3 separate regions of the Homo sapiens genome follow, and regions 1 and 2 are each linked to region 3. The links are chromatin contacts, found by Hi-C or POLR2A ChIA-PET in ENCODE. All regions are on one chromosome and are shown on one strand. Each heading gives the region's core, a stretch centred on a gene start or an enhancer-like site at or near the end of the contact. The rest is flanking DNA. Distances are from core to core; before and after follow the strand shown.

What was found. A loop is a pair of places that touch in the nucleus more often than their neighbours do. ChIA-PET counts read pairs that join two places held with the same protein, here RNA polymerase II (POLR2A). Pooled maps may share reads with other maps.
Region 1: a map of natural killer cell shows a loop between it and region 3 (9-fold over the local background). The contact joins the promoter of LINC00467 here to the promoter of RCOR3 in region 3. A Hi-C loop is called at or near these places in 28 of 168 maps with a recorded cell type or tissue (B cell, CD4-positive, alpha-beta T cell, CD4-positive, alpha-beta memory T cell and 21 more), 31 of 37 single-sample maps with no recorded cell type and 42 of 50 pooled maps. POLR2A ChIA-PET finds 5 or more read pairs at or near these places in 10 of 52 experiments (A549, GM12878, K562 and 7 more).
Region 2: a map of PC-3 shows a loop between it and region 3 (13-fold over the local background). The contact joins the promoter of KCNH1 here to the promoter of RCOR3 in region 3. A Hi-C loop is called at or near these places in 24 of 168 maps with a recorded cell type or tissue (B cell, CD4-positive, alpha-beta T cell, CD4-positive, alpha-beta memory T cell and 18 more), 20 of 37 single-sample maps with no recorded cell type and 29 of 50 pooled maps. POLR2A ChIA-PET finds 5 or more read pairs at or near these places in 7 of 52 experiments (CD4-positive, alpha-beta T cell, CD8-positive, alpha-beta memory T cell, MCF 10A and 4 more).

Annotation. Positions count from the first base shown.
Region 1 is chr1:211,379,725-211,384,492 of GRCh38, reverse strand. It overlaps LINC00467 (long intergenic non-protein coding RNA 467), which reads right to left and starts at 1,738. Exons shown (of 6, transcript NR_026761.2): 1 at 1,568-1,738. LOC124904504 (a long non-coding RNA gene) reads left to right here and starts at 1,749. Exons shown (of 2, transcript XR_007066868.1): 1 at 1,749-1,900; 2 at 2,095-4,768. It overlaps LOC107985259 (a long non-coding RNA gene), which reads left to right and starts at 209. Exons shown (of 2, transcript XR_001738447.1): 1 at 209-1,222; 2 at 1,539-1,667. RefSeq lists an enhancer at 1,556-1,625.
Region 2 is chr1:211,131,502-211,136,156 of GRCh38, reverse strand. It overlaps KCNH1 (potassium voltage-gated channel subfamily H member 1), which reads left to right and starts at 2,009. Exons shown (of 11, transcript NM_172362.3): 1 at 2,009-2,290. The coding sequence starts at 2,212. KCNH1-IT1 (KCNH1 intronic transcript 1) reads left to right here and starts at 2,783. Exons shown (of 2, transcript NR_046784.1): 1 at 2,783-2,969; 2 at 3,131-3,878. RefSeq lists silencers at 1,828-2,107, 2,602-2,792, 4,019-4,219.
Region 3 is chr1:211,257,753-211,262,349 of GRCh38, reverse strand. It overlaps RCOR3 (REST corepressor 3), which reads right to left and starts at 2,984. Exons shown (of 12, transcript NM_001136223.3): 1 at 2,624-2,984; 2 at 2,186-2,242. The coding sequence starts at 2,789. LOC105372902 (a long non-coding RNA gene) reads left to right here and starts at 3,158. Exons shown (of 2, transcript XR_922552.3): 1 at 3,158-3,614; 2 at 3,775-4,537. RefSeq lists silencers at 2,406-2,705, 2,776-3,565 and enhancers at 2,268-2,767, 3,270-3,771, 4,046-4,165.

The DNA.
Region 1 (4,768 bases), core at 489-2,988, 120 kb before region 3:
TTGAAGCCAGGAGTTCAAGACCAGCCTGGGCAACATAGTGAGACCCTGTCTCTACAAAAAATACAAAAATTAGCCGGGCATGGTGGTGCACACCTGTAGTCCCAGATACTCAGGAGGCTGAGGTGGAGGCTGCAGTGAGCTCTGATCACGCCACTGCACTCCAGCCTGGGCGACAGAGTGAGACCCTGTCTCAAAAACAAACAAACAAAAAAACAAAAAAAAACACTAAAAACAAACTACAGCCTCCACCTCCCTCAATAGTGAGTACAGAGTTATCACTCCTCTCTCTGAAATTAGATTTATAATATTTTAGTGACCTAGCCTAACCTTAACATTTTACAGATGAGTAAACACATCTAGCACTTTTACCTGATTTGTCCAAAGTTGCTCTTATACAATTTGTATTCTGTGCAACTGAGATGGGATTTATCTGCTATTTTATGTGGCCTTTTTATGAAGGCCTTTTCATGTTTCTCCTTCAGGTCGGAACTAAACCTCAGAGTTCTTCAAAACCCCAATTACCTTTATTGTCTTACATAAGCTAGCTGCCCAAATGTTTGCTGAGAATAGTGATAACCATTGTCATATTGAGGTAGAGGAAGGGGGCTGGTTGGTGGGTACTGGTTTAGGGGTACTTTTTTAAGGAAGCATGAGCACATTTTGGATATGCAAAATATTATTAAGTTTAGAGCTTAGATTTGGAAAAACAACACTTAAGCGTCTGTGTAAGGAGAGCTCTGAGAAAAGGGTTTTCAGACAGAACCCAAATTTCTCAAGAAGAACCCTCTAAACAGCATTAAGGAAAAAAATTCCTCTGTAGAAGCAACTAAGAAAAAAAGGAATACTCAGTATTTGGGAAAGAGAAAGGAATGAATGATAACAACACCAGATTGAGTAAGCTACACAATAAATCCAAATTTCAGCCCTACCACATCCAACCTATGTTGCCTTGAGCAAATTATTAAACTTTTCTGTGCCTCAATTTTCTCATGTCTGCCTACTTAAGGACTGCGTGGGAAGATTAAATAAAATGCATGTAAAGCACTTAGGTCAGTACCTTACTCTTAAGGCACTCTTAAGGGTTTGAGAAGGAAGGGAGGGACGTTAAGTGGAATGGTCCTTGGTACATTTTTGTTCCGCGGCAGTAGGATTCTGAAACAGAGGACATAATTACAAAGAAAGTTGGAGTAAGAAGTGGTGGTGCGGGCATCACATTTTCCTGGTGAGTATCTGAGGGCCCATCACAACTGTAGGAAGCGGAAGGGCTAATAAGTGTCAGGCCAAGAGCACACCCTCCAGGGTGCATCTGAGAAGTCGGCGGCCGTCGAGTATTAGCACTTAAATACTACGAGAGCTTTCATGACAAAGGACACATCTTTTGGGGAAACTCAGAGCTTGGGAGCGGCCTCATTAGCGGGGGACCGGGCAGAGGGGGGCTACCAACAGTCCCCTCGGAGTGACCGAAGGGAGATTGAGGAAAGAGTGAGGTGGGAAGAAAATGGCGGCGCGGCTTCTACCGGTTTGCCTTCACACTCTAGCCACAGCCCCGGCTGGAACGGTCACTTACTGGAAACTGCAGAGAAACAACCTGTTTGGTCCGACTTGACAACCTCAACCGGACCGAAGGTGCTGAACAACCAGTGCGGCGAGCGCCGCGAAACCCAACGCCCGACCGCGTAGGGAACGTCACAGCGCGCGCACGCGCAACAGTCGACTAGAAATGTCCGGCCTACGCCACAGAGCGGGGCGGGAGCGGAAGCGACTCTTCCGGTCGCGGGAGCCTTAGGCAAGAGCTGCTGGACTGGAGGGAGGGAGGGGAGGGGAGGGGAGGGGCGCGGGGACTCAAGCCACGGTTTTTGTGTCCGCGGCTGCACCCCTCTCGAAGCGTTTTCACGCACATGTGAGAAACCTCACACCCTGGGGCCGATTTCTTTAGTAGATTGGCGCCCAAATGGCAAAGATTTCCAGGGATTTGTTTGGGATTCCATATTTTTGTAGATTTGCCGAGATTGGATACTAGTACAATATTGAGAATTCCCGTCCAGCAATGTGGCTATTTTTTTAAATTAATTCAGTTCTCCCTTTGTTTTTCAGGTAAAGCGTTGCAGTTCGCTTGGTGTTGTGCGCATTTAACATTTTTTCATAGCTATTTTTGTTATTGTAGTTTGTTTTTACTAATAGACTATTAATCCATTAGTATCCTTGTATAAGAATGGCTTTTGATTGTTGATCTATCTGGACACTTCACTAAACGTTCGTATTCTAAAAATTTGACAGGCAGTCCTCTTTGATTTGTAGGTAAGAATTTATCTGTAAAGAACAATTTTGGCTTTTCCCAAGAATCCAGTGCAACACTGAATAGTAGCCGGAGGTACTTATTTCTTACCAGGAGTTATTTTGGATTGCATCTTAGGTTTCATTCAAGATATCTTCTGCAGGTTTATGGTGTGTGTGTGTGTGGGTGTATAGGCAAATTATGTTCTTTTCGTAGTTTACCATATCGGTTTTTTTTTTAATCAGCAAATGACTAAGTTTTACCAAGTATTTTCAGTATCAGTCTTTGAGATGATTGTATGGCCTTTTTTCCATTACTCTACAATAAAATAACTACAATAATAGATTTTCTAATGGTGAGCCAAACTTAGAATCCTGGTATCTTATTTTTTCAATATATTGCTGGATGCAATTTGCTGTGTAGTTAATTTTGGATTTTCATGTATGCACCTAAGTTAGATTGGCTTATGGTTTTCTTTTGCTGTCCTTGTCTAGTTTTGGTATCAGGTTGTGCTAGGAGTCAGACAGGTTAACTTATTTTTGTATGACCTGGAATAGACATAGCATGTGTGAATGATACATTTCTTAGGTTTTGAAGAACTCATCTTTAAAGCCTTCTGGGTGTGGTGCCATCTTAATGGATAGTTTTGTTTTTTATATAGCGTCCATCGTTATTGATACCTAGAATTTTTTCTTTTGCTTCTTGAGAAAATTAGTTTTTTCTAGAAAAGTATTGGCCGGGTGCGGTGACTCACGCCTGTGATCCCAGCACATTGGGAGGCCGAGGAGGGCGGATCACGAGGTCAGGAGATCGAGACCATCCTGGCTAACACGGTGAAACTCCGTCTCTACTAAAAATACGACAATGAAAAATTAGCCGGGCATGGTGGCGGGCGCCTGTAGTCCCAGCTACTCAGGAGGCTGAAGCAGGAGAATGGCTTGAACCCGGGAGGCGGAGCTTGCAGTGAGCTGAGATTTTGCTACTGCACTCCAGCCTGGGGGACAGAGCGAGACTCCATCTTTAAAAAAAAAGTATTTCAGCTATATTTTCTAACATTTAAAAAAATCTCATATTGTTCTCAACCATTCTTATATATTCTTATATATATATTCTTATATATTGTATTGGAGTCTTTTTCTTGATCATATTTATCAAACCAGCTTTTGGTTTTATAGATAAAATCTGTCTTAAAAGTAATTTCTCTTTCATTAATGTATGCCTTCATTAATTTCTTCTTATCTCTTTGGGTTTATTTTGTTCTTTTTATAGAATCTTGGAAGCTTAACTTTCCTTTAAAATGTTTAATATGAAATATTACCAGAATGTACAGTTACAGAAAATAATATAATGAACACTTGTATACCAACCATCTAGCTTTATCCCATTTTAACATTTTCTCTTATTTGCTTCAGATTTTAACATTCAGTTAGAGCTCCTTGTGAAACTGCCTGCAATCTCATTCTCCCTCTCTTCCTCTCTGAAATTAACTACTTCATTGAATTTGGTATCTGTCATTCCCATGAAAGCTTTTATGTATGCTCCAAATACATGTAGCGATGTTAAGTAGCATAAAGTACTGTTTTATGCTTTTTAAACCTAATATAAATGATATGCATGTCACTTACTTTTGCCACCTATAATTATGTATGTAAAATTTATCCAGGATGATTCCTGTAGTTCTAGTTTTATTTTAACTGCTGAATAGTATTCCATTGTATAATTGTACCACCATTTATCCATTCTCCAGTTGCTAGCAATTTCATGATTCCTGATTTCTGTCATTATAACATGAGTTAGTTCTTGCACACAGCTTCTTAGACATATGGTAAGAATTTCCTTAGGATAATGTCTAGAAATGGAATTGCAAGGTGGAAGGGTTTGCACAGTTCAACTTTGATATTGCCAAATTGTTCTCCAGTGGTTGTACTAACTTACCCTCCATCAGCAATGTAGGAGAGCTGCTGTTGCTCCATTCCATGCCAACACAGGTTATTTTTTTGCCCCAGTTTTTTTGTTTTGTTGTTTGGTTTTTTTTTTGCTGTTACCAACTGCTGACAGTAAATTTTCTTGTACATGTTTCCTGGTACACGTGTGCAAGAGTTTCTCTGACTATAAAGCTAATGCAGTTATTAACTCTATTTTGTTTTCGGTATGTTTTTTAAAAGCATGTACATGTCCCCCTCATTTGAGATTTCTCCCTGTTAATACTAACACTTAACTTATTCATAGATATATCTCACTCATTTTTTTCTATGTATCATGCTTCCTGTTCTCTTTACTGCCTTTGGTTTGACAGTCTTTTTTTCCAGTTTTTTTCCCGCTTTAGTGGTTTGAAAGTTATATTTGATTTTTATTCTATGAATAGTAGTTACTCTTCTAACTCATTTAAAGGTGTATCTTTATATATATGTGTGTGTGTGTGTTTAGAATTCATCAGTATCCATATGAGGCAGTCTGTGTAGTGGTTAAGAGTGGAGCCTGTGAGGCCAGACT
Region 2 (4,655 bases), core at 760-3,259, 130 kb after region 3:
GATCGTGTTATGGCACACAATCTGGAGGTTTAAAACTTTAAAAAAAAGAACCACTTTGTAGTAGCACTATTTTGTTTTAGGTCTTTTAATTTCTTCAAGTGTGCCACCAAAAATTGTAGTATTCAAAAAGGTGCCAATACACACACACATACACACACACACAGAGTCCATGTTGAGATCCATTTCAGTAGTACATTTAAAATGGAAGACATCTTATTTCTTTTTCTCATCAGGTTGCCCACCAAGGCTTTAACATCTCTGATCTCAAACTAATATCATCTGTTTCCTTTTTTATCTAAGCCACAGAACATGAGAGCTCATTAAAACCTTAGAAATTTTATTAACTCTCTATGATAGTTTTCCCCTCCACATTATTTTCTTTATCTTCCTTTCACAAGCAGGATTATGAGGTTTCTTGATGGGTTTTTAATATTGTCATGAAAAATCTTCCCTTGGCATGTTTGTGCGATAACACAACTTTAAAAACCTTATTTAAATGAACTTATTCAAATGAAGTGGATAGGCACCAAACTGGCTCAGCTCAGCACCAAATACATTTCAGAATCAAGTTCTCTTCAACCAGTGTTATCTCATTTGTAATAGAACAAAGAACCACTAGACGGAGCTAGGGTTTAAGAAATCACTGTTCTAGACTAGGTAACAGGCGATGGGTAGAAGGCTATCTTAAGGAAAAAGTGTATCATTACTTGCATTTCAAATCCTATGACAGTCTTATCCAACTCTCTGCTAACAGCAATCTGTTTACTTTGTCTCTACACAAGACGAGATAAAGGGTGATATTCGTAATGGCCCAATTTATTTAGTCACTCCAATAATGACGTCTGACCTTGGCACAGCACTTTACAATTTAAGGTGCTGTCCCCATACATAATTCTTGCTTGATCTTCACAGCAACTCTGAGAGATTTCTGGGCAAGAATTAGTTCTTCTGTTTTTGAAATTAATTAACTGAGACAGGATGTCTTTGCAATACATTAGGATATGTCAGGATGGCTAACCCAGACAATTAATTTTCAGGGTTAGTTTTTTTTTCTCTTACATTTTTGTGTTGACTGTTGACTCAGTCTGAAACTAGTAAACTCTCCATTCATTTCTCCTGTGGGACATAGGCTTAGTCTCCCACCGCACCGACTGGGGATACATAGTAAAAAGGCAGGTACAGACTATGTGTGGGTCGAAATCCCCCAAAATAAGTGAACAAACGACCGTTGTCTTAGCCCCTGTCCAGAAACCTTGGGTGTATGTGGTTCTTCCGTATACCAGGGGTCAGCTGTAAAAACTAACTGTATCCTCTGCACTACAGACTACCCTTCAAGCCAAAGCCACGGTTGCTTAATTAATGCTGCCCCTCTCCTGAGCATTCGCCCTTAGAGACAAGTCCACCCCTTTGATGTTTGTCAGGCAGTTTGATACTGATCATACCAAACATCAGGAGCCTGCATTTGTGTCTACGGTAAAAACAACCCAAGACAACTCTTCTGAAGCTGAATCTGCCAGTCACTCTAAATCTGCACTATTGCAATACGACTTCATTAATTACTGCTCAAACACTGGCCTAGAATCAAGGTGGGGCAACTTTCACTAGTCAGGCTAACCTTACAGGAAGGCAAGAAGGTGTTCCCAGAGCCTCACAGGTCCCGGGGGCCCCGGCCTGAAACAGAGCAAAGGAAGAGAGTTACATCAGCACGCTCCCCTAAGACTTGTTGGGGGTGAATCCGCCCTGAAAGCTGCTCACAATGCCCTCCTCTCCACCCAGCCCATGGCACATCCTGAACACATTTCCCGGCTGAACCCAGAGGGTGGCGCTGCCGTCCCAGCCTTGGTCCACGGCCGCCCGCCACTTCCCTGCCTCTGCGGGAGCCCCCCAGCTTGGTCTCCCGCAGGCCGGCGGTGGGGCACGAGCCCGGTAGGGGGCGCCGCCGGCCCAGGCGCCGCTGCTCCCTCCGCCCACCCGGAGGCGGCTGCCGCTAGCCGAGGCCGGCGCGAGTGCACTGCGAGGCGGGCCGCAGGGAGGGAGGCGCGAAGAGGGCGCGAGGGTAGCAGCCAGAGGGAGCCGCCAGCCCTGCCTGCGGATCCCCGCCGGGCGCATGGGGCGCTTCGAGCCGGGACTGCGTGCGGGCCCCGAGGCCAGTTTCCTGCTGTCGTAAGAAGCCGCGCCAGGACGCCCGCCGGACCCCGAGCTGCTGGGAGGATGACCATGGCTGGGGGCAGGAGGGGACTAGTGGCCCCTCAAAACACGTTTCTGGAGAATATTGTTCGGCGGTCCAATGGTAAGAGGTGCATTCGGATTTCGATTACCCGGGCGTTTTATCCGTGCCTTTATTGCAGAACCTCTCGCCGCTCGGAGCCAGCAGATGCAGCAGAACCCGCGAGCTCTGCTAAGGAGCCGCGGCGCGGGCACCCAGGGCAGCCTCCCCGAGGCAGAGAAAGGTGGGCAGGGCGGGGCGGGGTCTGATGGGTCCCCATCCTAACAGGAGAGCTCTTCTGGGGACGCCTTTTGGGCCTTTCTAGCGCCCTCTCGGTCTTATCTCCAAGGATGCGTGACAGCTGCTGAGCAAAGTACTGGGAAAAGTGATGGAAAGCTGGCTGCAGCCGGAGCGGCAGCGCGCGCCCCATCGGCACTGCCCACCCTTCCGCGAAGGCTCTGGGGCTCCCGGGCTGCTCCCAGAGGCGCCGCCTCTCCCCAGGGAGAGCCAGCAGTAGAGACGGGCAACTCCAGGTCCCCGCTGCCTCAGAATGGGAGGATCCGGCTGCCTCCACCTTCCATCCCTGCAACTGAAAAGTCCGAGGTGTCGGGACGTGCTCTCGGCGGCCTGATTCCACCCCTTCACCCACCCACCACTTTCTAGGTGAAGTTAAGGCTCACCTTCGAAGTGAGGGGCAGATGGTTTTCCTGGCGTCAGGTGGGAAGTGGAGGGCACAGGTGCAGAGCGAACTAAATGGTCACAGGTACAAACCTGTTATATTTCCCCTCTTCCAAACCCACAACGGTTTTATGCCACCCTTAAGTGTTGCTCACCTATAAATTCCCAATCTCACCAAACCTATAAATAGATCCATTACCCAATAAACTGACAATCAGCACTCATCTGTTTCCTTGTGGCATTAAGATCGACGGTAGCATGAAGCCTTGAGAGGCGAGAGTCCTAGGAGCGGGGATGGAAAGGAAGAATTCCAAACGCCTTTCGGACTTAACAGAGGAGAGACCCCAACTAAGCACTTGCAGAGCGACTAGGAGTCCTGGCAGTTGGAAGGCGCAGCGCACGAGTTCATCAAATGGCTATATTGAAAGATAGCCAAGCATAAGATGCTCTTTGCAGACTCCTAGAGCCCCCACCCCACCCCTTCCAGAAACAGATGACATTCTTCTACCAGGGAGACATGAGGAGCTAACTTAGGAAATGGGTTTTAATAATGTGTAAATATCACGATTTCAGAGTCTAAGGAGCTTCTGTGTAAAATGATGAGCTTCTGTTTGGATTTAGTTAGGGATTCAGGGGAAGGGCATGAAAAGTGACTTATGCTACTAATAAACACTCTTTAATTAAACAGTGATTTAAGTTTATCTTATAATGAAACACATCAACTAGCATAGCAAATAATCACGTATTATTTAAGTACTTTCTTAGAAATGATCATTTCTTTATTGTGTGCCTCTTAAGAGTGTTTCTGGTCAGTCACCTTTCCTTTCAAGGTCTTCCTTATTCAAACTAAGGTGGCTTTTAGGTCAAGGTCACAGTCATTACCTGGGGATGCAAGGGGATGATAATTGCTATGTGAACAGCCACAATGAACTGTTTTGCCATAAAAAAGCTGGAGTTGTTCATTTATTTTTAAATAAAATAAGAGTTACTGTGCTATTATTGCTATTTTTATTGGACTATTAAGGGGTATGGAGACAATCTTGCAAATTTGGTTATCCCATTGTCAGTGACACCAACTTTCTCATAAATATCAATGACAATTCTATTTTTCAGTAAAGAGGCAGTGCCCTGTAAGTTAGAGGGGAAACCCAGTACCTAATGTATACTGTGTATGTTTTTGAGTGGAGGGAGCAGGAAGAGAAACTTACATGTAAAAGTCACAAGATGCCTTGGGTTTTAAGGGAACCTTAAGAATCTTGGAGCTGTGAAGGCAGAATACTGTCTATTTTAGTTGATCTTATTAGAGCCACTTTCCCTCTGTAATCATAGAATGTGAATAGAATAAGTCACTGGGAATATTTTTAGGATGGGCATTGTCATTTCAACACCAGTTTCAGCAGGTTGATTTCAATTAACCAATCAAATGAATAGCATCAAAAAAAATGAAGCATCTTGGGAGAGTTGGATGAATTTTTAAAATTATTATTTCAGAATAAATGGTTCTCATCTTGAAATATGGGACTCAATGTTTAAAAGGTGATCCCTTTTATAATATTTCCTGAACACAAATGGAAGAAAAAATGTGAACTCCTAGAAATATCACAATATCTGCATGCATTATATTATTTTACTGTGGTGGAAAAAGTCTATTTAAAGATATTGATTGTCTCATTCTAAAATCCATGAGCCCTTTTTTGGACATTACGGTATTAAAATAGCATTTTACCTTTGAATAGCAATATTTTATGATCATTTTATTAGATATTTTCTC
Region 3 (4,597 bases), core at 1,735-4,234:
CCATTAGTTTTTATAGGCTGGGCGCGATGGCTCATACCTGTAATCCCAACACTTTGGGAGGTCGAGGCAGCAGATCACGAGGTCAGGAGTTCGAGAGCAGCCTGGCCAACACAGTGAAACCCCATCTCTACTAAAAATACAAAAATTAGCCAGGCATGGTGGCGTGTGCCTGTAGTCCCAGCTACTCAGGAGGCTGAGGCAGGACAATCGCTTGAACCCGGGAGGCAGAGGTTGCAGTGAGCCGAGATTACGCCACTGCACTCCAGCCTGGGCGACAGAGTAAGACTTCACCTCAAAAAAAAAAAAAAAAAAAAAAGTTTTTATAGCTAGGAATACTGAGGCTCAGGGAAAGCCTGTGGCTTGCTCAGACCACAAAAAGAAGAGTTGGGAGTTAGGAATTGAATTCAGTTTTTTTTTTTTTTTTTTGAGATGGAGTCTCACTCTGTTGCCCAGGCTGGAGTGCAATGGCGTGATCTCGGCTCACTGCAACCTCCGCCTCCCGGGTTCAAGCAATGATTCTCCTGCCTCAGCCTCCCGAGTAGCTGGGTTTACAGGTGCGTGCCACCACGATCGGCTAATTTTTTGTATTTTTAGTAGAGACGGGGTTTCACCGTGTTAGCCAGGATGGTCTTGATCTCCCGACCTCGTGATCCACCCGCCTCAGCCTCCCAAAGTGCTGGGATTACAGGCGTGAGCCACCGCGCCTGGCGTGAATTCAGTCTCTTAAAGCCAAAATGTGCTCTTTCCAAATGTCAAGTAAACCCAAAGGGAGCAGAGTGGTGTGAAAGTGCCATTCACCTACTAGCAACATCAATAAAGAAAATTAGTTTCATAAAACATTTAAAATTATTTGAAGCCCATCAGTATACACACTGATAGTCTTTGAATAAAATGTATTCCCAGCCAGTCATTTAGAAGGCAACCCAAATCTAGTGAACACTCTTGCATCACTGTTTTCACCTATTAAAAATGAGACTGTCCCGACTCATTACTTTTCATCCTCCTCACTTGGGACAGGAGGAAGAGCTGCTATCTGAAATCCAAATGGTTGGTAAATATCATTTTGCATTGTCTTAATGGGGAGAGGAGGAACAAAAAAACACGCCTCTGTATCCTAATAATTAAACATTGTTTCTCTCCAAGAAAATACAAGTAAGCTCTTTAATATCTAACATAGAAATCCAATGTCTGACACAAACGCAATATTATGGGCACTGGGCAAAAATTGACAAACTGTAAGGAGGAAAAAAAAAGGTGGGTCCCTTTCAAAGTCTGTCCAAAGCCTTAACTGAGAAGGGTCTCAGGCAGGGTGGGGAGAAGGAAACGCGCTCCACTCCGAGAGGCTCCAGCAAGGGCGCCTCCATATGCGGAACTCTCGCCCAATCCCTGCACAGGCTGAAATCTCGTGACCGCCGGGGAGCCTGTTTGGAGAAAAGTAGACAGGGAGCCCGCAAGCTGGGTTGGCAGAGGACGCTGGAACCTGGCTGGTCGGGGAGAAAATGTCTCCTTGGCAGCTGCAGCCACTGTCCTGTGGTCTAACTTCCCAGAGCTGGCTGGCGAGCGAGGTGTGCCTGCCGCTGGCGTCTCCCCACCCCCTTCCCCCACCCCTTTCTCTCCGCGGCTCCTGCACTCCGCAGAGCTGCCGCGACCAAAGCTACACCACCTAGCCAAAAAGAAAGAAAAGAGACAATCCCGGCTGCGCACAGGTCGGCAGGGCTCGCCCTTGGCTTCCCCGGCCGGTGACAGCCGCCCTGGCCTCTGCCACCCGCCCGACAGAGCGCGGCCCTCGGCGCCGGGGCGAGCGAGGTGGCAATTGACATTTGCACGGTTCGTCCATACAGTCCGCACGCCTGCTCCTCCAGCCCGCGGCCTCGGACCCTGGACTCCGCCAAGGGCCGTCTCCCTCTGCTCACCCCGACCCTGCCCCAGGCTCAAGGGCTAGGAAGGCGATGCCCCCAGCGGGCAAGTGGCCTCCGAAGGGAACCATGTTAACCTTGCAGTGCACACATCTGCCCACACGCCCAGTGTCACAGCCCGGCCAAGCCTGACAGCCTCCCCGCCACGGATGCCTGCCCAGCCCAACCCCGCATCCCCTCCCGGCCCCATGCCCGGACTCCTAGCCCGTCCACCCCAAACCAAGCCCAGGAAAGGGGATATGAGATTTTGCTTAAGCAAATATATCTACCTGGATCAAATTCAGGGATCCGAGCTTGGTATTCGGCTCCGACTCTCATCCCAACATCTGCAAAGCAATGCCAAAAAATATATATAAAAAATAAAAAAGAAGAAAAGAAAGAAAAAGGAAGAGACACTTAAAAAATAAAAATCGCTAGATGGAGGAAAGAAGCGGCGGGTGGATGGGAAGATATCAACTCGGGGCACTCCGGGAGATGGCAGCGGATTGGGGGCGGGGAGCGGGGGGGGGCAAAGGCGGAGGATTGGTCGAGGGCGGAGGGACGGGGGGTCGCGGGGGTGCTGCTGCACTGCACCGGGAGTTCGAGGCTACCGCAGCGCCCAGGCTCTGAGGGGAGGGAGGGCGGGAGAGCGGCGAGGGGAGGGGGCTGGGGGAGGGGAAGAGGGAGGGGGGCAGGCGGGCTGGCGGGGAGGAGTTCGAGGCTACCACCGTGCTCGTCGTCGCTGCTGCAGCCGCTCTCGGGCTCTGAGTAGTGCAGCCCGCCGTTGGTGGACGAGGCGCCGCTGCCGCCGCCGCCTGCCGGGCTCTTGGCGCTGCCGTTGGCCGATCGGTTCTTCCCCAGTAACTCGGGCCCTTTCTCCATCATGCCGGGCATGGTAGAACAGGGGAGGGGGAAAGGTGAGGGGAAGAGGCAGGCGTCAGGGTGAAGGCGGAGATGGCTTAGAGCGCGGGCGGGAGGGAAAGGAGGAGGAGGAGGAGACGGCGGCGGCGGCGGAGGAGGAGGAGGCTGTTAATATGGAGCCGCCATAACCGCCCCGCTCCGGCAGTAGCGCAGTCGCCTCACAACAACCCGCCCCGGCCCCGCCTCTCTCCCCTCCTCCCTCCGCCGCCGCCCGCCCCGCGCAGTCCCGGGCGCCCCTCGGCCGCACCGCGCTCTACGCCGCCGCCGGTATCACTCCGCTCCGCAGGGAGGTTCCGGCCGCCTGGGGGGAGGGGAAGGGGGGAGGGGCGGGGAAACCCCGCTCGCAGGCAGCCGGGCCACCCCAACCAAGCGCTAATAAAATCGCCACCGAGGCGTGGCCGCCGCTCGGGCTTTCTTCCTAGGGGGCGCTCCGGAGCGCGGGCGGGAGATGCACACGAGGGAGCGGGACTCTTTGCCCTCTCTGGGCGGAAGGAACGCGGTCACCCTGAGAAAGGACCGGCGCGACCCGACTGGGCGACCGGGGGGAGCGGCCCCCCCCCTCTGCGGACCGGGCTGCAGGCACGGGCCTGAGCGCGGCGTTCCTCAGATGTCTGGACCCGCAGGCCGCTCAGTTTCCCGGTGTCCGCTGGCAGCCTCGAGCTAGGGGCGCGCTCTGGCCCGCGGTGCAGTCGCGCAGTATAGCAGGGCGGCCTTGGGGCTCTGAGGCCCAACCGGCGAAAGAAGTAGACTCGGCCCTAACCATCTCGACGCTACAATTTTTGTTTCTGGATCTCTGAAGTAGGGCCCAGTTCCCGAGAGAGAGTCTGGGGATGACGGGATGAGTTTCCGGGGCTGAGCGATGCAACTGTTTTTTGCTGAAGCCCCTCTCCCCGATCCTAACCCTACTGTCTTATTCTTACCATCTTTCTTTCCTTTTTTTTCTTCTCTGTTTTAATAGCTGGGGAGTGAGTGCTGTGGAGTGAGGGGGAAATAAGATAAACATGAGACCTGGCCCAGTAGACGCGTTTTCAGTTCTTGCTGACCTGCGGTCTCCGCTTGGAGCGCTGGGGGAGAGGGCGGAGTCCCCCGGCAGAGGTGAAGCGAGAGCTGCTTTCTGGCAGCGTTTCCAGCCTGGAAGGAGTTGTGCTCTGTAATGCTTTTCTGAATTGCATTCGGCGAAAGGAGTAGGAAACTGCGTTTATTCCTTCACCAGATTTGAGGGCATCTGCTGCGTGCCAGGCTGCCTGGCATTGGGGGCTGTTTATGATTTTCTTTTCCTCTTTTTCTGATTTCTTCCCCCCCACTGACGAATAAGTAGAAATAAGTGAGGATTTAACTGTGAGCCTCTAGTATGCAGATGTATGCTGAGCGGTATTGGGGTTCAGCAGATACTCTCCAAACACTTGAAAATACTGTCTTGTAATAATTCTATTATGGGTCAATCCAGAGTGGATCAAACCAGAAATGAACGTCTCTGGCCAGAGCAAACCTTACTGAGAGAAATAATATATCTAACTCAGGAATTGAGCCAAGAAAACCCTGGGAAGTAAATATTTCTGAAGTGAAAAGTCTCCTGTGTGTGTACAAAACTATCTGGTTCTAGTAGTAGAGATAGTCTCATCTCTCTATTAAAGCTTAATGTGATTCCATTAAATATTTGAATCATAAAACTGGACCTTTTATTCTGTTCCTTTTCTCAATAAATGCAGTTCTGAATATTATTTTAATTCCCGTATAGTTTTCCTACAAGGAGAGAATGCCCTGGCCAAATGAAATGAATA